Regions from separate parts of the Homo sapiens genome. Here region 2 is linked to region 1. The links are chromatin loops, found by intact Hi-C in ENCODE. Cell type or tissue: K562. All regions are shown on one strand. Each heading gives the region's core, and the rest is flanking DNA. Links, peaks and the distances in the headings are about the cores only. Region 1 holds the start of LOC101928212 (a long non-coding RNA gene). Region 2 overlaps SLC37A1 (solute carrier family 37 member 1).

What was found. Hi-C counts contacts between places; a loop is a spot of excess contacts. Peaks named below come from ENCODE experiments on the same cell type or tissue, not always from the same donor. Only the 100,000 strongest peaks of a DNase experiment are listed, where the experiment ranks them.
Region 2: a loop joins it to region 1, with 1.9 times the contacts of the local background. A loop is called at or near these places in 7 of 110 quality-filtered maps.

What each region holds. Positions count from the first base shown.
Region 1 is chr21:42,566,829-42,579,165 of GRCh38, forward strand. It overlaps SLC37A1 (solute carrier family 37 member 1), which reads left to right. Exons shown (of 20, transcript NM_001320537.2): 16 at 157-230; 17 at 1,532-1,610; 18 at 7,990-8,087. It overlaps LOC101928212 (a long non-coding RNA gene), which reads right to left and starts at 6,982. Exons shown (of 2, transcript NR_171773.1): 1 at 6,889-6,982; 2 at 6,256-6,771. RefSeq lists an enhancer at 4,894-5,637. In K562, for the core only: a CTCF peak has its summit at 8,020 (motif pointing left); a DNase peak (open chromatin) is centred at 8,013; H3K27me3 peaks cover 3,943 bases.
Region 2 is chr21:42,514,380-42,526,716 of GRCh38, forward strand. SLC37A1 (solute carrier family 37 member 1) reads left to right here. Exons shown (of 20, transcript NM_001320537.2): 1 at 1-338; 2 at 3,898-4,131; 3 at 11,397-11,478. The coding sequence starts at 4,076. It overlaps LOC107987299 (a long non-coding RNA gene), which reads right to left. Exons shown (of 2, transcript XR_007067878.1): 2 at 11,221-12,337. Among named protein-coding and RNA genes, the nearest start is that of SLC37A1, 6.7 kb to the left of the region's middle. RefSeq lists a silencer at 1-3 and enhancers at 164-393, 6,212-6,713, 6,714-7,213, 10,817-10,906. In K562, for the core only: a CTCF peak has its summit at 6,641 (motif pointing right); a DNase peak (open chromatin) is centred at 6,662; H3K27me3 peaks cover 6,928 bases.

The DNA of each region.
Region 1 (12,337 bases), core at 3,119-11,118:
TGATTTGCTTTAGCTCCTCACTAGACAAGTTTAGAGGAAGCTGTTTCTGCTGCATCCCCTCCCTGTGCTCCCCAGGCGCCCACCTCAGGCTGCTCCTATGCATGCGGGGCTCTCTGGAGGGCACATTTCCATTCTTTGCCCCTCTGCCTCCCACAGCCATGCTGCTGCTCAGCGGAGCCCTGGTCAGTGGGCCCTACACACTCATCACCACCGCCGTCTCCGCCGACCTGGTGAGTAGAACCGGGAGAGACACCAGCCCTGTGGGCACCCTGCCATGTGCCATTCATGACAAAAGTGGCCTCCATTACTGTTAGTAAAACTGCATTTGCAGAAGCACGTTTTTGGCAGCTCACCTACACCTGTGGTCTCCAGCCTTCCCGCACCTGCCCCGCTGCTCACCCTTCTCCTAAAATCATGGGCAGGTTGGTGCAAAACTCACCGTTCAGCACAACAAAAGGCTCTTGGGCGCCATCCTCATGACTCAGGCGCCTTTTCAATCCAAGGGGGCAGGGGAGAGGTCCTGTCCTGGACGCCTCTGCAGAGAGAGAGGGGCCACGAAGAGGCGCTGGGGGATTCGGCCCTTCTCATCCAGGTACCATGCCCTGCCTTGGTCACCTTTGTATTGGACGTGTCCTGAAACTGCCTGAGTGTGCGTGAGCATGCAGACTTGTGTCTACATGGGCATGGAAAATTCTGGAAGGATCCACATCAGACCATTAGCAATGGTCAGCCTTCACGGGGTAGAGGCAGAGGAGAGACTTTCACTTATTTTTTAGACTTCAAAATACGTAGGTTCTGGATGATTTTCATATTGTGTGTTCTTTATTTTATATACATATTACGTGCATATACAAGCATTTATTTTTTTGAACGCTGGTTCATTTTTATAGTTTTAGGCTTCTAGGCACTGTTTCCCCTGATCTTTTTCCCCTCCTATTGTCCTCATTTTGGCTTTTTTCCCATTGTCTATGCAACATTTTCAAAACCAGAGCTCCTGGCGGCTGCTCACCGAGGACCTGCGCCAGCCTTGGTTTCTCAGCTCTCCCCTCCTCCCTTCTTCCCCTGGCGTTTGCTATTGATCAGGTTGAATTTTAGGTCCTGCAGAGACATCTGACAGGGGTCCCAGGAAGGCCCTGGCTGTCGAGGAATCCAGCAGACACGTGGATGTGTCTGGGAAGGAAGGCCGGCGCAGCTCAGGGCAGGGGCGCGCGTTGCGCACCTTCACGCCTCTCACGCTGGCTGCTCTGGGGCCTCAGGGAGGAGCAGGACTGTGCGGAACAAACGTTTTTTATTTGAAGAGAATCCTAAGAGTTCTTGTAACTAGAACCAAGCATTTCTGATGACTTTTGACTCTTAAAAACCCTTGAAGTTTTAACTCTCCAAGGCAAGCTTGGGGTGGAGTTTAAATAATGGGAAACACCCTCACGATGAGTTGTTTTGCAGAGCAGTTTGAGTAAATGGTCATACAGAGGCTTAGGTTTACTTCTCATGCTGTGGCGATAACTGCACGTCTGTTTTTCCTCTCTTCTAGGGGACTCATAAAAGTCTGAAAGGCAACGCGCACGCCCTCTCCACCGTGACGGCCATCATTGACGGGACGGGCTCTGTAGGTGCGCAGAGAGTTTTAGCTCTGGGAGGTTTGGTGTCTTAGGGGAAATCACATTGTCACATGCTCGTGAACAGGTACCCAGGGTTCCAACTGCATCTATAACATTGGGTGGGCCGGCTTCTTACTATACGAGCAGATGAGCAGGGGACATCGGCACACAGAGATGGTCACGCATGCCTGGGTGGCTTCAGAGAGACGGGCGTGTGACTAGCTGTGCGTGTCCAGGTTTTCACCCGAGGCAGTGGTTGGCAAACTACAGCCCGTGGGCTAACTCAGGTCCACTCATTATTTATCGCCTTCATCTCAAGAAAGGCAGAATCTTATTTAAATTACAGAAAAACCAATTGGTCCAAAATCATACAGGGTTCTGAGTGTTACCAGCATCGTCGAAGCTCTTGAAGAGAATTCAGTGGCATATTCTGGAATTTAAAAAGGTGGCAGAATAAGCAAGCCATCCCCTTAGGGAGCAGGCAGGTGGAGCTGGCAGAGTGCCAGTCTCCTCGCCCATGTGCAGCCTGACGGCACGGCTGTGGCCTTCCCTGAGCCCTTGTATGGGGAGCACGCACAGTGGCTGCACCTGCCAGGCGAAAATCAGGAGTTGCCACACCTGCCAGGTGAAGATCAGGAGGGTCCTTCCTACATGGGGGACGTTATGGGGGGCTGCCTGGTGTGGCTGTCACAGCTAATAAGGAGGACCTGGGGTGCCAACCTGTGTGTCACTTGCTGCGTGGGGGTCTCCAGTAAAGCCGAGTGTTTGGTAGATGAAGGTGGCTCGGTAGACCCAGGTCAGCCAGAACCTGGTGCTGGAGCCTTCCCACTGGCTCGTGCAGGGAGCTGATGTTGTTCTTGGCTGCCCCTGGCCTTGGTGCCAGCAGGCTGGAAACATCACAGCACGTTTCTGGGTGCCCACTGCTGTCTCAGTGATGCAGAATGCAAAGCCCTCCCGCCACATGGCCTCCCTGCTGCTCCTCCGAAGGCCAGGCTGGCCCCCGTGCGGGCTCTTTGCTCTGGTCACACCCCGTGCCTGGGAAGGTCCCCACAGGTGACCTCGTGCCGCACTCCCTCGTGCCGCACTCCCTCGTGCCGCACTCCCTCGTGCCGCACTCCCTCGTGCCGCACTCCCTCGTGCCTTGAGTCTTTGCCCAGATATCATCCTCTCAGCAAGACTTCCTGGGACCACCCTGCTGAGAACGCGTGAACCCTTCCGACTCGGCCTCCAGGCCCCTCTCCCGGGTCTGTTCTCTGGAGCGCTCTCCCCATCCGCAGTGGGATTCGGTGCACTCCTCTGTTTTGTCTCCTCTGTCTCCTGCCACTGGAACGGAAGCTCCAGGAGGACGGGATTTGCCTGATTCTTTGCTGTATCCCAGTGAACTGAATGAGCTGCTCCCAGACAGTTAGAATCGCAGCCGGGGCCCAGGCGGCTGACTGCACAGTGAGGAGCCAGGCCGGACAGGCCCCAGGCGCCCCCGCCCAGCCCTGGGTGGCGGGAACCCCAGCTCCACGCTGCTGCTGCTGCGTTTCCTTGTTCTGCGTTTCCTTGTTCTGGCCTTGTTCTGAGAAGCGGCGGGCAGGGTGGCCGTTGCCATGTGACACACGGCCTGATTCTGAGAAGCGGCGGGCAGGGTGGCCGTTGCCATGTCATGCGACACACGGCCTGGTTCTGAGAAGTGGTGGGCAGGGTGGCTGTTGCCATGTGACACACGGCCTGGTTCTGAGAAGCGGCGGGCAGGGTGGCCATTGCCATGTGACACATGGCCTGGTTCTGAGAAGCGGCAGGCAGGGTGGCCGTTGCCATGTCATGTGACACACGGCCTGGTTCTGAGAAGCGGCAGGCAGGGTGGCCGTTGTCATGCGACACACGGCCTGGTTCTGAGAAGTGGTGGGCAGGGTGGCTGTTGCTCAGAAAGCCACACTTTGGCTTTTGCTGTTCACCAAAGTGAGACCAGACCAGCCTCGTCTCTGCCCTTCATGTTGGTTCCTTCCTTTCACTGGATCCAGAGGGGCTTTGAGTGTATTGGGTGGCGGCAGTAGTCACCCCTCTGATCTTCTGTCTTGGGCATCTCAGTAGGAAGTCGGGGGACTGCGGGGCTGAGCTCAGTTCTGGTTGACGTTGTGACTGCGTGGCCTTCTCTTGGCCTTGTGCCTCAGTGGACTGCAGTCTGCAATTCGGTCTGACTCTGCTGTGAAACCCTGTTCTTAAAGCTAACTTGGCGCTCTACTGGCAACCCCGATTGCTGTTTTAAAAGCAGAGGATCAGCATAAAAAAAGAGAAGGAAATCATGAACTAGGTGAAAAAACACATTTTTCTTCATATTCTCAAAATGAGAGGGAAGCAGAAGTCTGTGGCTAAGGGTGGAGACCCTGCGTCTGTGAACAGAGGCCACTGCCCACCACTGCCCCCAAGCAGGTGGAGGGAGGCACAGTTCTGAATGCCTTTGGCCCCTCACAAGGAAGGTGGCACACACACCGGACCCCCTCTGGCCTTCTGTTAACCTGCACCAAGTCCTGACTGTCCGCGGAGCTGCCGCGCCCACCTTGATGGCTGCTGCGTTACACCAGAGGCAGGACCAGGACCTGACTCCTCCAGGCTCCACTGCCCATCAGTGCCTGCTGCCTGCTCAGTGAATGGTCACCATGGAAACGGCGCTCAGGCCTACCCACCCCCACCACCACGCCTTGGTCATTGTTCCTTCCATGAGTGAGTGCTGCCCAGCAAGACAAAGTACAGGCTCCAGTGGGAAGGCCACCATGTCAGCCAAGTCCCTTCCCGAAGGAGGTGCCCGCATGCTTATTCAGTGTCACTGTCCACTCCTTGGCAGTGACTCGGGTGGAGGCGAAACATGACTAATCGTAAATCACCCCTGCCTTCTCCCAAGTGCCACACGGTTTGTTGACACGGTGTGCGCCTGGGGCGTTCACAGTGCTTAGAATCGCAGAGGTTGCCGTTTCTGTACATTTCATGCAGAGCAATTAAATAGGGCACTGCATTTTTCTTCAAGTTAATTTTTATTTATTAAAGTAAAACATAATGTACCTTAGAAGCTAGACAGTCCTACAAGCTTATTATGTTGTACAGCGGCGTTCCGTCCCCCTCCCCAGCCCTCTCTTTCTAGAGGCAGCCAATTTCAGCTGCCTCTCTCTGCTTACCTACGTATTTCCATGTTTCTTGGTTCATCATCTGAACGTCATCAGCTGTGCTCCTCTTACGGAAGAGGGGACCTGGCTCCCTTCCACCCCGACATTGCCCACCCCTCCTCCTCCTCAGTTATACCAGCCATGCTTCTGCCCTTCACTTTCCAGCCAAGAAACAAACTTTAATTATGCACCCTCAATAGATACATCTTGTTTTTTCCCGGGTAAGTAAACATCTCTTTTCCTCTTTTTCACATTTCCGACAAAGTTCTTCCTTCCCTGCACCGTGGTCGCCATCCTGCCCTGCCCCACCCCTTTCACGCCATCAGCCTCACTCCGCCCACTGCGCGGCTTGGCCCCAGAGCACCTGTCACCACGGTGCTGGGAGTCCCCCTCCTCTCTTGCCTGCGACACAGCCCTAGCAGTCTAGACCCCTGTTTACCACTCCTGTGGTGGAAACTGGCTCCTAGCAGCTTCCTGAGTTAGGGGAGGTGGGTTCTGCAAGCTTACAAGTGCGTGATGGCTGGATTCTGCTCTCGCCTGAGGCAATGTGGACGTGGAAACACCTTCTCTTCAGAACCCCCGTCTTCCAGCCTCCATTGCTGTCACTGACACGTTCACAGACATTCTGACCCCAGCCCTTGCTTTCTGACCTTCTCTTTTTTCTCTTAGATCTCCAGGTTCCCTTCCTTACCCCGGGAGCCTTTCTTCATCCACCGTCCTGGGGCACCTGGTGGCACCTTCAGTCTGGAAACACCTGCCCTTCACTTTAGGGGAATTGGGCCCCTGTTCGTTTGATAAGTTTTCCTACCATTTTCTGATTTGTTTTTTCTTTCTGGAAAATGTATTAGTCAGATGTAGGCTTTTCTGGATTAATCCTTCAACTTTCCTTTCTTTCTTTCCCTTCCTGCCTGTCTCCCTGTTCTTTCTTACACTTTCTCAGGGAGATTCTTGACTGTATTTTCCAACTTTGTATCGACCATTTTACTTTTCCTGCCATATTTTCAATGTTTACTGATGTTTCTCTGCCCTTTCAGTGCATCCTGTTTTATTTCATGTTAGACTGAATCATGTGAAATTGATAACAGGTTTTCAGCCACACACACACAAAAAAAAAAAAAAGAGTGTGTCCTGAGGTTCAGCTTAGTCTTCTGTTGGCTCTCTGGGGGGAGGTTCAACTTAGTCTTCTGTTGGCTCTCTGTGGGTGCTGTGAGCTCTGGGAATGTTCTTCTCCTCCAGGCTCCCTCCTGCCAGCTTGCTTGCTTTCACGTTGGGGTGTTCCCCAGACACAGGGCAGACCTAGGTTGCCCCTTCATCACTTCCCATGGAAGAAGGGGCCCTGCATAGTGGTTTGAAGTCTCTCTGTGGGGACAGTGTGCTGGCTGCTGGTCTCCAGGCAGTGGGACCCTGCGGAACCTGCAGGAGGAGACTCCTTCAGTGCCCAGGGGAGCCTGGGTCCAGCTGCCAACATCCTTGCCATGGCATGGAAGCTTGGTGGAAGCTGGTGTCTTTCCCCAGATCCCCTGTCGCCTGTTAGGTGAGCATCCCTGTCCTGCACTGGGCTTAGTGTCCCCACGGGTTAAGCTGCGCTGTCCTGCACGGGGGCATCAGGAGGAGTCTCTTTATCAGTGAGGATGAGAAAAGAGACCTGGGATCCGAGGTGCGGCAGAGGGAATGTAGCTAACAGTTTGTGATAAAAGACTCAACCCATGCACCTTTTTTCTCTTGCTGACCCCCTTCCGTTCCCACTGCGTTCCTCCTTCCTTGCCTTCCCCTCCCCTGTCTCTTGGGCTCCGCTGGGCCTCGCTCTGCTCCAGGTGTCCCTGTGCTGTCTCCCTCTGAGGATGCTCAGTGGAGCAGGGAACACTGGAGGCTGTGTTAGCTGTCAGCCCTTCTGTGTCCATCTTCCAAAACTACGTGCCCTTCGGTGGGAGGATTTATCATCTTTAGAAGTCAGTGATGGCGCAGTTCATGTTGCTTGGGGGTGTGGAGATAACACATGAGTAGCCGACCATGTTTACCTGGAAGTTCTGAGAATTAAAAAAAAAAACATACAATTGCTCCTGGGATTATAAAATAGTAAGTGCACTTTGTGAACACTTGAAAAAAACAAGTGCCTAGGGCATGAAAGACCCTGGTTATCTTACCTCTCAGAGTTGAATATGTCAGTTCATAGGTTGGTGGAAATTCTTCATGCTTTTTCCCATGCATCTACCAAAACAGGCCATCCTACATGTGTATCAGAATTCATTTCAGTCCCTCTTGGTAAAATGCACCAGATGCTACAAAACACATTCTTAAACAGCAGTCCTTGGGCATTTAGGGGGATACGTTATTTGTTTTCATCATTTAAAAACACATCTTGACATAATTTCAGACTTTGAGAAAGTTGCAGAAATAGTACAAAGAATTCAGACATTTTAGTACATGTGGTTCATCATGCACCCGTGTTTTTACACACACACATGCACACACACATATATGCACACACACATGCATAATTTTTCTGAACCACTTAAGAGTAAGATGCACACATGCTGCCCCTTTCCTCGTAACTATTCAGCATGTACTTCCTAAAAACAAGGAGTTCCATGACAGACCACAGTGCATGATCAGAATCAGAAAGTGAGCATTGAAAGAATATTAGTATCTACAATTCTTATTCAAATTTTACCCAGTTACATTTTTATAGCATAAGAATATCTAAGATTGTGCATTGAATTCAGATTTCCTTACGTGTACTCAAGAAAATAATGGGAGTGTTGGATGAAAAGAATGAACATTGCAATGTCAACACACATTTTTAGGATGGTTCTGGGAAAAGGCTGTGCCAGCTCTGCCTTCCCAGTACGGAGGCGTACAGGTGGAGTATCCTTATCTGAAGTACTTGGGACCAGAAGTGGTTATGTCTTTTTATTTTTTCAGATTGTGGGATATTTGCATTACACTGGTTGAGCATCTCAAATCCCAATTCTGAAATGCCCCAGTGAGCATTTCCTTTGAGTGTCAGCACTCAAAAAGTTACAAATTCTGGAGATTTTGGATTTCAGGTTTTCAGATTTGGAAGGCTCAACCTATACTAGGCCTTGTACCCGCTCCCAATCTGATAGGCCAGGATGAGGTAGTGTAGTTCCATATGTGTTCCTTTCATTGTGAGTGAGGTGTTGAGCCCCATTCTCTGTGGCTGCTAGTTATGTGCTGGGATTTTCTCTAAACAGCACCATGTGTGTCCATTTGCCTGATTTCAGGAGCAGCCCTGGGCCCCCTGCTGGCTGGGCTCCTCTCCCCGTCCGGCTGGAGCAATGTGTTTTACATGCTGATGTTTGCAGATGCCTGTGCCTTACTGGTAAGTCGGCCTATTTTTAGTCCAATCCACCTTGAATGCAGATCTCTGTGGTTGTGTCCAAACACTGGTGGAACTTTCTCCCATGCATTCCTGAGTTATCAGAGAGGTTTGGGTCTTCCCATCTTTTCTAAATATGCGTGGTCTAAAGCTCCTTCTCTCTCTGATTAGAAAAAGTCAGAAACAGAAGCAGGACAGTCTTGCTCTGCAGCCTTGGGCGGGATAGCACAAAGGCCAGGAGCGTGGAGCTCCGTGGCTCTAGATCCTGCCTGTCACCTGTCATGTGTGTGACTTGGGCAGGTTTCGTAACCTCTGCTCCACAGTTTCCACAGCTTTAAAATGGGCATGATAATGGCACCCAGTGACAAGATTGTTGTGGGAATTAAAGCAGATGATACACAGAGCCTGGCCTCCCAGTGGTCATCAGTGTCCTGGTGTCCCTCCTGCAGCCATGCTGTCAGACGGCGGGAGCGGCCCCAACTTCTTTCACCTGAAGGGATGGGAGAGAATAAAGGAGCAAAGAGGTTGCCAGTGCAGACACTGAGTCGCCTTCTGGCTTCTGCCCCCTTTTCTCTGGGCTCCTGCTTCTGTGCCCTCCTGTGTTGAGAAAGTTTGAGGTTTTCCCCTGGGTAAGGAAGACCAGTGATGATGTCACAGTCACATAGATGTGCAGCTGTGAGGGGTGCATACACATCTTTACAAGTCACCTGGCCACAAAGTCCCCAGACCCACAGCCATGCCTCTCCTCTCACTTCACCAGACAAAACCTTAGGCTGATCCCAATAAAAATGAGTTGAGAATTTCAGAAATATCAACTCACTCAATTAAATGAAAGTCTTATATTTTAATTCCAGGAAATTCTAAAACTCAACTTCCCCACCACATACAAAATCAAATACCGACTCTCAACCTATGAACTTACTAGGTTTAAATGGCTGTTCTTTGGATCATCTGTGGGTTCTTTTAATGCCTGAATGTTCTAATGAAGCCTCCAGATGGATTTCCACTAAGTAGCAGTAAAATTCCTGTCATTACAACTGTTCAGAGAATCTGAAATATCTTCTTTAGAACTATCTGGTAATATATATTGAAAATTGTTTTGATGCTTAGCCAAACTCATAAGAAAGTAAAGGAACTCCCCAGGAGCCAGAATTGTAAAGGCAATATAAATACACAAGCTCAGGAATCAACGGGTTGGGGTGGTTGTGCCCACACTGGGTAAGAGACAAGGCGTTAGGCTGGCACAAGATGAAGATTTGGAACTGGAGACTTCGTCATAGAGCCAGGACCCTCGAAGAGCCATGCTTGCAGTGAAAGAGTATACTAGATGATATCTGCACACTGGCACAGGAAGACAATGGGAATCTGCCCATCTTAGCCAGATTAGGGGGAAGAAATCTCCCTTGAAAATTTTTAGCCATAGACCTCCCCACAGTCAGCTTTAATCTTTGAGCTTATATAAATATATTTTAAATGAGCAAAGTTGGTCCTTAGGCAGTAATACAGAAGCAAATAGGGACAAATCTCAACCCTGCAGCATAGGATTTCTGTAGCTAACACCCTACAAAAGATGAGCTCACAATCCAAAATAATGAAACATAAGGAAGCAATCCACATTGAATGACAGTAACAGACATAAAAAATGGTGGAATTGGACTCCCCCAAAACTGCAGATAAAAGAGTTATGTAAACTAAAAATAAATATATGCAATGTTACTAATGACATAAGAAAAAGGAACTGACCTCATGAAAAAAAGAACAAGACACTATTGAAAAGACAGAGCAGGCTTCAAAAACAACCAAACAGGAGTTATAGAAATGAAAAATGTGATCTTTAGCCTGGAAAAAGACTCAATGGATGGGTTAGAAAAGCAAATTAGATACCGCTGAAGAGAAGATTACTGAAGTGAAATATAGATATGAAGAAATTATCCAGAATTCAGCACAAAAAGAGAGATGGAAAATATTAGAGAGAAATTAAATATAAAATGGAGGACCAAATGAGATGGCCTAAAGTTATCTGAAAGTAATTCCAGAGGAAGATGATAGACTGGATTTGAAGCAATATTTTAAGACAAAATAGCTGAGAATTTTCCAGATACATGAAAGACAAACATTCTTAGATTCAGGAATCAAATGACTTAGAATTCTGTACCTAGATAAACTTGCACACAAGAGTAAGGGTGAAGTGAAAACATTTTTAACCAAAGATGCTCCCAGCAAAAATTGCTAAACAATGTATTTAGAGAAGGAAGATAGATCCAGAAGGAAAGTCTGAGATGCAAGGAGAAATGCAAGCAAAAAAAAAGTGATATTCCTAAGGATGAATCTAAAGGAGTATTGACCATATAAAATAGGGGCCAGCTAACTGTGGCCTATTTTTGTGTGATCCTCCAGCTGGGAATGGTTTATATTTTTAAATATGTCTTTAAAAAATCAACAAAAGAATGTGCAACAGAAACCATATGGCTGCAAAGCCTGAAATATTTACTATCTAGACCTTTACAGAAAAAGCTTTCTGACTCTCAGTTTAAAACAACAGCAATAATGACTAATTTGGGCAATATAAAAAAGAACTGAAATACTGAAAATGTAAGGTACAAGTGGGACAATGAGAGTTCCAGTACACTGCAGTTCTTATGTTGTCAAGCCAATAGCAATAGAATGTGTAACCTTCAAGGCAATACAGGGAAATGAAGACTTAATCTAAGAGAACCTAGGGTCAGGGGAAGCATAGAAAAAAACAGGGTAAATACAGAAATACAGAGCAACATGGATGAAAATGATCCCAGCATGCCAGCAACACAGTGACAATAAATGGACTTAAACTCATCAGTTAGGAGCAGAGATTGTCAGGTTGCTTTTAAAAATACAGGCACTGGTTATTTACAAGAAACACACCTGCTACACTGGAATTCCGAAAAGACAAAAGTAAAAGAATGGGAAACTACACGACAGGTAAATAATAACCAGAGGAAGCCGGATTTGCTGCGTTGGAAGAAAGAGACCTAAAGCTGAAGCACTTGGGAGACGGGGGCTTGTCGCAGTGGAGAAGGAACTATACCAGGATGTGCAGCAGGTCCGTGAGCTTGAGTTGGGCTTTTCAAACCTAAGAACTAGACATACCTTTTTCTCTTCACTGATCAACATGCTTTTTGGTATCTTTTCACCAAAATAGACAAGTGTTTCCTCCCGAGTCTGGAGCTGAGAACCTCCATGATCTGAGCAGGTGTCCTGGGGGGCCAGAGGGCACCATGCTTCCTGCCTCACAACACACACTGATGGCCAGCTCCAGGGCCTGCAGGACTGCCTGGCGCACGACCGAAGGCCTCAGGTCTCCAGTGCGTGTCGCCTGGGCTCCTGGAGTTGGTAGGGCCCCTCCTTGTTGGTCATTCTTGCATGCGTGAGCCAAACACGTGGGCATGTTTTGAAATTGGATCTCTGTTCTTCAGAACTGTCACCATTTACAGTTCATCCCGTACCCACAGATAACACTTGCTACTATATTCTTCATCTTTTTCTCTCTTAATGATCAGCTTTTCATAATCATAGGCCTCTTCGGGCTAGCACTTTTCATACATCACACTTGGCAGGATGTAGATGTGGGTAAGGTACCAGCTCAAACACAATAAGCCTGTGCCGGTAGTTGGAGCTAGAGGTTCAGATTCACACAGATGGATTTATTTAACAAAAATCTTGCTATTGTCACCAGCACTATTGTTCGTACCTGCCGTGTTCCCACGACCTTTACCACCTAATTGTCGCAAACACCTTTCATGCACCAAGCAGAGCAGCTGGATGCATCTTATCTGTAGGAGGGGCCCCTGTTCTCTCCAGCTTGAACTCACCTCATACAAGGGACTCCTAAGCTCCTACTTGAACCACAAGCACCTAAGAAAATAGAAGAGTTTCTGCCTTCTAGAGCTCTGGCCTGAGGCTTGGTGGTGGGGCCATGTGTTTGGTTTTTAAGTAGCCCCTCGAGACCCTCCAGCACCCCTTCCCTGCCTCCCCTGGACCAGTGATCCACCCTGGGTCTGAGGGCATCTGCTGCCCTCTAAGAACGAGGGGCCACGTCCAGGGAGAGCCCTCCTGTGGGCTGATGTCCCACTTGGGGAGAGACTGGATCCACACTGGAAAATGCACTAGTTAAATTGGAGGTAGCACAATCATTTGTCTGGATTTGTAGGCTGGCGTTGAGCCCTCAAACATGTGAAGGGCACGGAGTTAAAGCTCTGGGTCCGGCGAGGAGCCAA
Region 2 (12,337 bases), core at 1,936-9,935, 54 kb before region 1:
CAGCTGAGGGTCCAGAGAGCCGGCAGGAGGGGACCCTGCGCATTGTCTGCCGCGATGGGGACGTGGGCGTGCCCGCGGAATTCACCTCCTCCGGGGACCAGCCGCCCAGGGAGGAGCCGGCACAGAACGCTGGCTCGGAGCGCCGGCACCCTGGGCCTTTGCGTTGTTTGTCGGCTGAGCAGCTGGTTCCCGGAGCCCGTGGGCCTCCTGGCCAATGCGAGTGACAGCGACCTTCTGGGTTTATAATAAAGGGCTTGACGCGCCGGAAAGTCCCCTCGCCGCTGGCCACCAGCCTTCCAGCCCTTACGGCCCACGCCGTAATCCTGGTGACCGAGAAGGTACGTTCAGTCTAAGGATTTGCATTTGAACGAAGGATACTGGCCAAGCCCCTTACCACCCCCACTCCCCGCTAACACCCCAGCCCGCGGCCCCAGGTTTGAATTTCCAAAGGAGGAATTGCTAAAGCCTGCCCTTTCCGGGTCTCCCTTAGCTCTTTGCCTGGAAGGTGCCTGCCTGCCTGCCTGCCGGCCCTTGAACTTAAATCGTCTGAAGTTGTGTAAGTGGATAAATATTTTAGACTTCCCCCGTTGTTTTTTTATTAATCCCCTTTGAGAGCAAGCTTGAAAACACCTGGCCCCAGACCTGTGATTCACCAAGTCATTTTGGACCTGCATTTACACGTTCTGTTTCATGCAGCCCACCTGTGATGTTCTCTTTGTTGGGGGTTGGAGGCAGGTAAGGGAGGTGGTGCAAATGGAATTCAGGTTCCTTGTACTTCAGCCAAGGGGAAAGAGATAGTGACCATTTTCATTCATCTTTAATATGGAAAGCGCCTTTAAAAGCAAAAAGCCATAGAAAGAGCACACTCTGGACAGGAAGTTGTATTCTATCTCGTAATTTAAAAAAAAGAAAAGAAAAAATGCATGAAAACTTTTGGAGGAGAATTGCATTTCTCACCCATCTTTGCCTGTAAAGTGAGACCCAGTTAAAAAAAAATGTCATAAAGTAGATTATTTAAAATATCTGTGGGGCCGCTTTGATTATGTGTAATGCCACCTCAGCCCTAAAAAGACTGAGGAACCTTACTCCTGCTATTGCTCACTTCCTATCCCCATTATTTGAGTCTCTGCAGATTACTTGGAACCTTCTAGGCAGCGCAGATCACATGTGGGTGGGTCTGGGAGTGGAGCTTGTGAATGTTTCTTTCCTCAGCTTATTCTGTTTTACAGTTGCCTAGGGTGGGTTTTTTGAAGAAATAGGTATAAAACCATGTGTCTTTCAGAGTCTGTTTGTTTTTTTAACTTTTAGTTTCAGGGGTACATGTGCAGGTTTTACAGGTTGTAATAAAGATGCTCTAATGGGCTGTTTCCTAAGTTACTATCTTTTTATATTTTTTTAAGACAGGGTCTCGCTCTGTCGCCCAGGCTGGAGTGTAGTGGTGCAATCTCAGCTCACTGCAACCTCCGCTTCCCAGGTTCAAGTGATTTTCATGCCTCAGCCACCCGAGTAGCTGGAATTACAGGTGTGCACCACCACGCCCAGCTCTTTTGTGTATTTTTGGTAGAGATGGGATTTTGCCATATTGGCCATGCTGGTCTCGAACTCCTGGCCTCAAGTGATCTGCCTGCCTCTGCCTCCCAAAGTGCTGGGATTGCAGGCATGAGCCACCATGCCTGGCCTAAGTTGCTGTGTTTGACAGTGCAATGAAACTGGACATTCTGCCGCTTTTCCTCCCTGGAATGGTAAGTTCCAGGGGGGCCTGTAGAGAGTGACTTTTTAAAAAAGTATCTCTTCTTTTTATGTACTTGGGCAGTGTGCCAAAAACTGGGTTTAAACCAAGTGATTTGCTCCCATTCTGCTGCCCTTTCTCTGCAGGGGATGGGCAGGAAGAAGAGTGGCTGGAGGGAGGAGGTGGCTCAGAGAAACAGGACAAACTGGAATCTGCCCCACTTATCCAGCTGACCCAGGCGAGCCGCCTAGCCTCATTTTTCTCCCTTGTGAAAAGAACGCCCTGCCTCTTCAGGGTGGTCACGGGGCTCAAATGAGAGCATGTCAGTCATGGTTCGTGCTTCCAGAGGTCTTGACCCACTCAAAATGAAGTGGTCTTTAGTGGTGCTGCACAGGCTAGGGAGGAAGGGCCTCATTAGTTGAGCTCTTAACATCCCAAATGTAAAATCACTGTCTTTGCACATCTTAACTGCACTCACTATGAGAATTTATAGCACTTTTCTTTCACCCATTTTACAGGGAAAAGAATCCATCATTGTTTTAAAAAGAAATCAAAGAGGTTTTTTTTCCCTTCTTGATTTGTCAGTGCCTTCTGGGCCTTTGATGTTGTTGTCACAGGTTTTATCAGAGTTGGAGGTTTTTGATTTATTTAGTAGATGGCAATGGAATGTTTCCAGACACGCTGGACATGGAGAAGCAGCACTTGAGAGGAAGACGTTTGCTTCTGACCATCCGTTTCCAGACACTGTTGAACCAAATTCTTTACTCTGAAGTTGTCATCACAAAGTCATTTCCCAGAGTAGATCCAGACCCATTCTGGAGCCCACCCATTTTGAGCAAAATATTGCTTAAATCTAGAGGTTTGAGCAGACGTGGTTTTGAAGTATTTGTGGCTGTTCATTCAACGTGAGTTTCTTGAGCACGTGGTCTGTGCTAGGTTCTGGACAAGGAGATGGAAGTAGGACCTTGCCCTGCAGTCCCGGGCCTTCCTCTTTTGAATTTACAATGAGGATAATATCAGCTAGTGTTTGTTGCGCATTTACTACGTACCAGGCCACTTATCAAGTGCTTCCCATAGGTTATCTCATTGCATGTTTATAACAACATGGATGCTATCATCCCCATTGTTTAGCCTTGAAGGAGAGGGAGCAGAAAGGTTAAGTGACTTGCCTCGGCTTACACAGCCCAGGGTCAGCCTTGGAAGGAGGAGGTATTGGAGTGGGGTGAATCCCACCTATTCAGGCCCTGTAGGACCTAGGAGAAAGGTGTAGTTCTGGCTGGAGCAGATAGAAGAGATGAGGGGCGGCTCCTGGGACGAAAGCTCAGCAGGGATTTTGAATCTTTTTGTAAAAGGTGGTATAAGGGAAAAATCCTTGGAGAATGTGCATTTTTGGAAGCTCACTTTCGAGGGAGGCAAAAGTGAATGTGGGGAACTGATTGGCTTTGGAGGACGCAGTGACTCAGGAATGTCATGAGTTTGACATTGGGATGGGAGACCAGGCCTGCCTGCTGTGCTGGGCCCCTTCTCAGTTCTCTGGCCTCCCTCCCCATTCCTTCCTATATTGCTCTGCCTTCAGCCCTGACTTCATAATCAGGTCATTTTCTGTGACCTCTGAGGTGACCACAGGAGATGAAAAATGAAGAGGCAGACGAGGCAAATTCATTCCTCCTTTGGATTCAAATGGCAAAGTCACAATTAAATGATTGGTTTGATCTGCCCTCTTGTCTAGGCCCACATTTCTCTGTCACTACGGTTCAAAGGTGGCCTGGTCCATAGGGGTGGAACTGAGGCAGTCCAGTGCCCTGGCATGCCTTGATATCTGGGCACATAGCGTGGCTGCTGGACACATACTTGGTTTTGTGAATGGGTTGATCTCTAGATGCCTCCCAGATAGAGATGAGTTCCTTGGTTCCTTTTTATCCACCATCAGAACATTATTTGAAATTCATTTCCAGGTTCTCAGAACAAACCGCCTCAAGGGTAGATACTCCACCTCACTCCCCCTCTTCCTAGTAACACTGCTGGTGGGGGCCCCTGCTTGTATCAGACGTGCAGCTTTGATCAGGACTGGGTACTGCTACTGTACGTGTGTGGTTACTTCTGCCAGTAACGCTGAAGGTGTGAATGTCACGACACTGGACTCTGAATGCCTCTCCTCCTCCTTGTAGAGAGCAGAGCCACTGCCAGAAGGAAGGGGACAAGACCCAGCAGGACACCTTCTTTCCACGCTTTCCAGCCTGTGGGAGCGGCAGGGGCAACAGAGAGAGGATCTGGAGCCAGGATTAATGACTCATTTATGAAGCATCTTATTCTGCGACCGAGGCTCAGTGGTCAGTGGCGACGTAAATGGCTCGACTCCCCGCTGGCATTCGCTTCATCATCTCATTCTCCAGGGATCAGTGGTGAGTCCTGGTGGGGCAGGCCCTTGGCATGGAGCTGTGTATAGGTGAGGGCTACTGTGCAGGTAGTTGTGTTGCCCCAGTTTCATTATAAAACACATAAAACTTGAATCACTGACCTCACCCATAACCGTTGAATTGCTTTTTGGTGGTGGAAGCCGTGACCCAGAACAGTGCTGAGGTGTCCTTTGTCCTTGGTACTGGCATTGTCAGATAGTGTTTGGGCTCCCGCGTGGTCTCCAGTGGTTTCTCTAAGAACCATGGTCCCTACAGAAAAATGACCACTGACTACCAGCAGGGTTAGCAAATGGCTGTGGTGAAATAAGCACATAACTTATATATAAGTTACACAACTCTGAGATCAGATGAGTGGCCTTGCCGGGGCAGAACTTTCAGAGAGAAAATGAAATGTTCTGGTGCAGCCCAGAATGCTGCTTTCCGTTCAGAGAGTGCCTCGCCTTGCATATTCTGAGAATCCTTCTCTTAGGTGGCCTCATTAATTCCATTCTCCTTGAAGGAAACAGTTGACAAGCCCAGAGTCTGAAGCTGGGCTCCCTGGCCTCTAACTTGTCCTGCTGACCTCTTCTGGGAGAGGAAAAACTTTGCTTCTACCCTCGTAGGTTCTGTTTTGGGGGACCTGGGAATTAAACTGACAAAAGACAGACTAGCAAGAGAAAAGACAGATTTCACCACTTATGTACGAGAGGTCATAGAAAAGTGTCCCTCAAAGGGGCATTTAGAATTCTGGGCTTATGCACCGTCCGTCCTTCACAGGGGAAGGGGAGTGAGAGAAAGGTACCTGTGGGCAAACGAATGGCTTTTTGGAAAGACAAGTGGGCCCTCAAGAGAACAGAGAACAGATGGGCGATGTGGTAGTTTTGTGATCATTCCTGTTTCAGTGCAGTGTGGAGGCTTCTCATCTCCAGTGGTAAGAGTCCTGTTTCCCTGGCCCCTCCTAAGGGACAGGATTTATAGCAGATGGATTCTTTTGACTTCTTTTGGGGAACTCTGCTTTTCAGTAGCTAAGAGAATTCAGGAACGCAAATGCCTTCTGCTCAAAATGATTTTGATGCCACAGCGGCAGATTCTGGGCCCATTCATCTCCTCCACGCCAACCCCCTGGCAGCCCCCAGCCCTGTGCAGCTTCTCAGCCCTGCTGGTTGGTGGAGCATCCACAGGGTGTCTCAGGTTTGATTTGAGGGCATCTGTGTTCTTCAACCAGATTGCTTCTCTTCTTGACTTATTTCATGTCTGCTGTGAGTCTAGCCACAAGTGCCTGAACACTTAGGTTTTATTTAGTGAATGTCTAGCTTCTTCATTTTGTAAGTTTATTTTGATATAATTTCAAACTCACGTAACTTACTAACATCTGTAAGAATGTTCCTGTAGAACCGCTGTATGTCAAAGATTAACATTTAGCCTCATCTGCTTCTCTCCCTGCCCCTCCACAGTGTGTTTGTGTGTGTGTGTGTGTGTGCATGTGTGTAGATGTATGTTTGTACACACACACTTTTCTGAACCACTTGAGAGTAAGTTGCAGACATCATACCCTCTTATTTGTAAATACTTCCGTGTGTATTTCCTATGAATAAGACATTCTCTTATAAAACCACAGCAAAAAGATCAAAATCAGGAAATTTAACACCGATAAGATACTGTTATCTAACCCACAGTCCATGTTAAAAACAATATCAAATGTCAAATATCTGTGATAGCATTTCTTCTTCTGTTCAGGATCTAGTTCGGGTTCATACATTGCGTTTAATTATCCTATGGGTCTCGTCTCTTCATCTAGCACTGTTCCTCGGCCTTTTTTCATCTTTTCTGACCTTGGCTTTTTTTCCTTCTTCTTCTGAGACAATGGCCTTGTTGTGTTTGAAGAGTTCAAGCCACTTATTTTATAGAATGTGCCACATTTTAACTTTGTTATTTCCTCATCCTCATGATTAGATTCAGATTATGCATTTTTGACAGAAATCCCATAGAAATGAGGCAGCTTTCTCTTTAATGGAGAAGGAGCTATAGGCATGGGAAGAGGGAGGGGAACTGGAAGGAACTGAGTGAGGTTGGATTGGAATGAAAGTTCTCGGGATAAACTGGTGATGGTCGATATAGAAATAGAGAAGGGTGTGTGTGTGCGTGTGTGTGGGTGTGTGTGTGTAAAATGCACCCCGCTAGGAGGTCCTGGGAACAGTAAGAGCACTAAAGTGAGCACACTTTGGTCCGGGATCTTGGTTTCTGCATGGCATCTCCCACTAAAAGGAGCCAGGAGTCCTTGGAGACCTGGCCAATGCCAGGACTGGGGCAGGGCAAGGAATAGATGAGCCCAGAACATCTTGTGCCAGAAAATAAGGAAGTACTTACAAACAAAGGGACTCTGACTTGTCAAATCTAGGACAATCTGAGATTTACAATAAATGAGACTCATGAATGATAGCCCATTGAATAGCGTAAGATTCGGCGAGTCCTACTGATATAACTAAAGAAGTAGGAGAAATGCACGCTCGCCGTACAGTGGAAGCTGGCCGCTAGGTGGAGCGGGGATGTGGAGCCGCTGCAGGGTACCCAGCGCAGGCACAGAACGCCATGGATGCACCCCGTGGGGCGGCAGCTTGAGGAACAGGATATCTACATTATCTCAAAGCAGGTTCCCAGAAATTCCATATTCATTACTTAGAGGGAAACGTAGTGGTTTCACTGAGGAACTATGAGGCAGACAGCACTTTAACCAATGACCAACGTCAGTGTCACTGCCCTCCTGCACCTTCTGACGGGATACTCTGAACAGGACATGGCATCGCTTCTCTGTCTCAGAAAACATAGACAGAATTACAAAATAAAAAAGGATTTTGGGAGGGCTGTTTGGCTTCTGGGGGTTTGAGCCCATCCATGCTGCAGAGTGAAGCAGAGGATGTCTTTGGACTAATTTCTGCACCAAATCATATCACTCAGTAATTCTCAAAAGTGTTTCTTTATTCCTTATTTGCATGTGATTGAGGTAATAACAGTCAAACAAGGAGACAGATATTTTGCATGGAGCCTCTCACCCTAAGCAGGCTGCCATTCACCTGAGAACACGTGGTCTTCCAGAACATCTCTGAGGAGGCCCAGAGGGGCACCCCCATCTGGTGCTGTCATTGCTGAGACCTGCTTTTTTGCTAGAAATGTGGGATTTTTCATATTGGTGGAAGCCAAGCATGCTATAAGTAGTCATAACTGCAAAAAGTAAGCAGAACACTGAGGAGCAGATAGATTAGATCATTTATTTTTTTATTGTATTTGTTTTATATTCATAAGTCTAAACATAACACAAAACAAAAATGAAAGGATTATATTAGCCTCCTGGGGCTGCTGTAACATGGTACCACAAGCTGGGTGTCTTGAAACAACAGGAATTTACCCTCTCACATCCCTGGAGGTCAGAAGTCCAAAGTCAAAGTGTCAGCAGGGCCACACTTCCTCTGCAGGCTCCGGGGACAGACCCTTCCTTGCCTCTTCCAGCTCCTGCTGCTGCCGCCGTTCTTGGCTGGTGGCTGCATCACACCAGTCTCTGCCTGTGTGGCCACGTGGCCTCCCTTCCTGTCTCTGAGTCTTTGCGTGGCCTTCTGGTGAGGACGCCAGTCATTGGAATGAGGGCTCACTCTATCTAATATGACCTCACCTGAGCTAATCATGTCTACATGACCCTATTTCCAAATAAGGTCACGTTCTGAGGTTTTGGGTGGACATGAAATTATGGGGGATGATATTCAACCCAGTACAAAATGAACAAAAGGAAACATATCATCCAAAACATCTGCTTTATAAATGATAAAGAAAACGTAGATAGAATTACGAAATAAGAAAGGACTTCGGGAGGGCTGTTTGGCTTCTGGGGGTTTGAGCCCATCCATGCTGCAGAGTGAAGCGTCTGCCTACCCAGAGGCCAGGCGTATCGGGGTGACAACCAGCAAGGCAGCGGCCCGAGTGTGGCTGCCGCGGTTTAGCAATAGTCACGGGAGCTGAAGTCAGACCTTTCAAAGAGGAAAGTCTAGCCTCCAGCCACTGCGTCCCCCATCCCCAAGCCCCAAGTCCTAAGTACAGAAGATGAAGAAATGAGAGAGGAAAGACGAATTTGGAAATAGAAGTAGAGTTGGCCTGACACCAGCTAAATAAATACAGCGTTTTCCTCTTCAGTCTTTAGGAACATTCCAGTTTGCTGTGTAAATGGACCCTTCACCCAATTCTACAGGACGGCTTCTGTCAGCCTGGCTACACCGTGGCAGTGACTCTTCCCAAAGGGTCTCATTCATTAAGGTGTCTCCCTCCACACAAGGCTGAACTAAAGGTTCCAGAGGCATGTGCTGCCCCTTGTGTGCTCCTCAGTGTTCTCAGGGCATCTCTAGGCGTGTGCTGTGAGCACCAGCCGGGAGTCACCCCGCAGAGGAAGGCAGGAGCCCAGAACGCATCACCAGGGCCTGATCACCCAAGCAGCCCTGACCATTGGGAACGCGGTGTGTGTCGGGGCCTCAGCACTCTTCAGACCTCAGCCCGACAAAGGGAGACAGCCTTCCTTCTGGGCTGTCTGGGTGGAGAGTGGAGATGTGAACCCACAGCCCATAGGACAGAGCTGCTCTTCTCAAAATCCTTCCTAGCTGGGTGATAACACCTGTAGAACTGGCACTGTGGTTGGAGAATCCTCCTGCATGGAGCAGGAGAGATGGTCCATGGACTTGTCTGAGACTGGGGAGGTGCTGGAGGCAACTTGGCCTGAGAACTTTGTTCACCTGTTTTGAGGAGATTGGAGAAGGAAACCCTGTACTCCAGTGAGGGCCGATCAGGGTCACCCATCAGCCTTACTTGCCCTAGTCAGCTCCAGCAGGTGGGGTGGAAGTGACCAGTTTGTCAAGCTGTGGGCTGGACAAGTGAGCATTGAGGGCCGGTGAAGCCCAGTGGCCTGGAATCTTCCTGCACCAGCAGTCGAAGGCGTGAGAAGCAGTGGTGGCCTAACAGAGAGCTTCATCCAAAGCGCTGAGACTTTCTTTCCTTGCCAGAAAGGATGGTTTTCAGAAACACGAGGACAGAGGCCGGGGCTTCTGGAGCAAATCCACTGTACCCACATAGCCTTTGTTCTTTGGGCTTTGGGATAAATGATAGGCTCGCCTTTTAGGGTTTCGCTTTTTTCCCATTTGGCCCTTGCCATGGGCTTGGAGAGGAAGAATTGGAGAAAGGCCATTGGAAGATAGTTCCCTGATGAAGAAGAGAGCACTGGGGAATTTCTGTCTTCAGTCAGCAGGTATTCTGCGAGTTGGTTTGGTTTGGTTCCTTCCCCAAAGGCACAGGCATTCCAAAGGTTGTAGTTTTGTGTCACACGGAGCCACCAACCTTTCTTTCCCACCTGAAATATGGCCTTTTTTTTTTTAAGAAAAATCTGGAAATATTTATTTGACCCCTACTTTAGCTGGTGACCAGAGAAGAAGGCAGCTCTGGGATCCTAGGATTTTAGTTACTTGTGGAAAGCTTCCCTCGGAGTAAATCACAACATTAAAAATGTAGATGCGCAGCTGGGAGAAGCAACCCCTTATCCCAGGGACTCTCGGAAACGCTGCCTTTCTTTGTCCTGTGTAGGACGCCGCCTTAGGTAATTATTGATTCAGGTTGTTGGTGGCGCCATTTGAAGTCTCTTCCCAGGCCACAAGCAGGACAGGTTCTCCAGGGTAGGGAGATGTGCCTAGGACACAGAAGAGCTGCCCCTCGCCTTCCACTCCTGTCAAATACTTCTTTCTCCCAACCCATTTTGTTGCCCCAAAAAGTATTTTTCTATGCGGTGGTTGAGACTCTTAGACTGGAGTTGCCCTTTGTCTTCTTTCTAAGGCACCTTCTTTTCTTCTTTCTTCCTCACACTCATGCTGACTCTTTCGGCTGCTTTTCTCCCAGCCAAACTGAGCGAGGGGCTTTGTACCAGTGTTTCTGTCACTGGCCTATTGAGAGCCTGCCAGCGTCACTGCCTTTTTCTCTTTGAGGGCCGTGAAATATTTATATGTCTGCCTTGCTTGTGTGCTTCTGAAAAGTTGCATAGAAACCAAAGAGCCAAAAATAAATATGATCTTAATTGCCCAGGATAGCAGGCTACGCCAGAAACTTGTGGTTAGTTTTGTTGTAAACTAAACATTTCATCGTGCTTGTTCTGCTTTGTAAACTCAAGTGTGCATCTCGAGTCCCAGGTTTCCCTTTGGTTACGGTTTCTTTAAATAGATGAATGCTTTTGATATTGTGACGTAATAATAAGAAACATGCTTTTGGTCTCTGGCCCTGGTTCTGGGCACACAGCTCCTACAACCTTTAGTGCTGAGTGTCTTTTTGTTTGCTAATGAGGTGACTGTGGCGGGCCCCAGGACAACCTCCTGGGGGACTGGTTGCCAGGGCAACCGACCACGTGATTAGAGGTTGGGACTCCACCCGTGGACCTCTGGGGAGGGGAGGGAGCCCGCAGAGGTGGAGTGGATCACCAGTGGCCGGTGTTCTGCTCGATCGTGCCTGTGTAATGAGGCCTCCACAGACTCCCTCAACGACAGCGTTTGGGGGCTTGCAGGCTGCTGAGCACGGGGAGGTTCCCGGAGGGTGGAGCCCTGGCGAGGGCACAGCAGCTCCGAGCTCCCTGCCCCATACCTCGCCCTGTGCATCTCTTCATCTGTATGTATTCTTTGTAACATCGTTTATAATAAAGCAGTAAATGTGTTTCCCTGAGTTCTACGAGCTGCTCTGGCAAATTAATCGAACCTGAGAAGGGGTTCTTGGGAACCACCCTGAGAGCCAGTTGGTCAGAGGAGCAGGTCACAACCTGGGGCTTGTTGCCATTGGCATGTGAAGCGGGGCAGCCTCGGCCGGAGCCCCGCCCTGTGGGGGCTGATGCTGACTCCTGGAAGACAGTGTGAGAATTGAATTCACTTAGAGGACATCCAGTGTCAGCTGGAGAATTGCTTGGTATATGGGGAAAACCCCTACACACGTAGTGTTAGAAGTATGGTATGTTGTGTGTTGTGCATGAGGGTAGGAAAAGCAGTCTGGTTTTTCCTGTCTCTTACAGTGTTCAGTTTCCATTTGGACAAAGCAAACGTGGCAATATTTTTTAATGTTCCAATATTATAGTGACATAAGTAATATTGATAATGGCTGTAGAACTGAATGAATAATACACAGCATAAGAACGTTTCAGAACACAGTGATATGTATTCCTAACATAACTTCTGTTATTTCATATCATCCTCTCCCACTGTTTTGTGTTTCAGGTACAGAGCCTTCATTTTTATTTTGACATTTCTGCTGTATGCAAGTTTTCACTTATCTCGAAAGCCTATCAGCATAGTTAAGGTAAGAATCATGGAAAGCACTGCCTGTCGTCTCTGTGAGGAGTTCGTCACTTGAAAAGCTTGTGGGGCAGAGGATGGGGATGGTAGCAGGTACATGGGGAAACAGATTATGTAGAAACAAGTTATTCTGCTGCTTTGGCTTTTCGGTTTCCCTTTGCTAAAATTAAAGTCTTTTAAATGTTTTTTGGATTTATACTTTCAGAGGTAGTAGACTTTTAGTTTTATTAGTTGACATTTCCAGAATTTGAAAGCTTAGCTAAATATTTATTTTATCTTGTGTGACTGTTCCTTCCAAATGTATCCAGTCTTAAGTGGTTCCCCAAATTCCAGCTCTTCGTGCGATCCAACCCTAGGTCTGGCTGCGGAGGTGGCTCTCCATTGTTCTTGGAACGCTGCATTTTTGTCTGAGTGATGGGTGGGCAGGAAGTTGTTAAGCAGGTGTTCTACTAGACTTTGAGAAAAGAAGATTAAAGCAGACAAGCCTACATAATCACCAGTTATAACCTGGAGAAAAGCAGGAATAATTTTCTTACCCTCATTGGGATTACGTCACCCGGCCTGTAGACCATCAGGGGCCTGAGAGGCATTAGAGTCTCTATCGTAGAAGAACGAGGAAATCATCCACTGCCAGAGACAGTGCATTCACAGCCCAGTGGCCCCTCGCTCACTCTCCGGGAGTTGGCAGGGACCCAGCTCCAGGACTGCAATTCTGTGACCTTTGGAGCTGTGCTTCCTCCACTCCTGCCGGTGGCTGAGCCCTGGGTGGCTGCCCTCTGCAGCCCTGGTCGGCAGAGGCAATGCAGAGGCTGGCTGTTTTGTGACGGTCCTAGGTTCCCCACTCTCCAGCAGCTTTCAGGGGA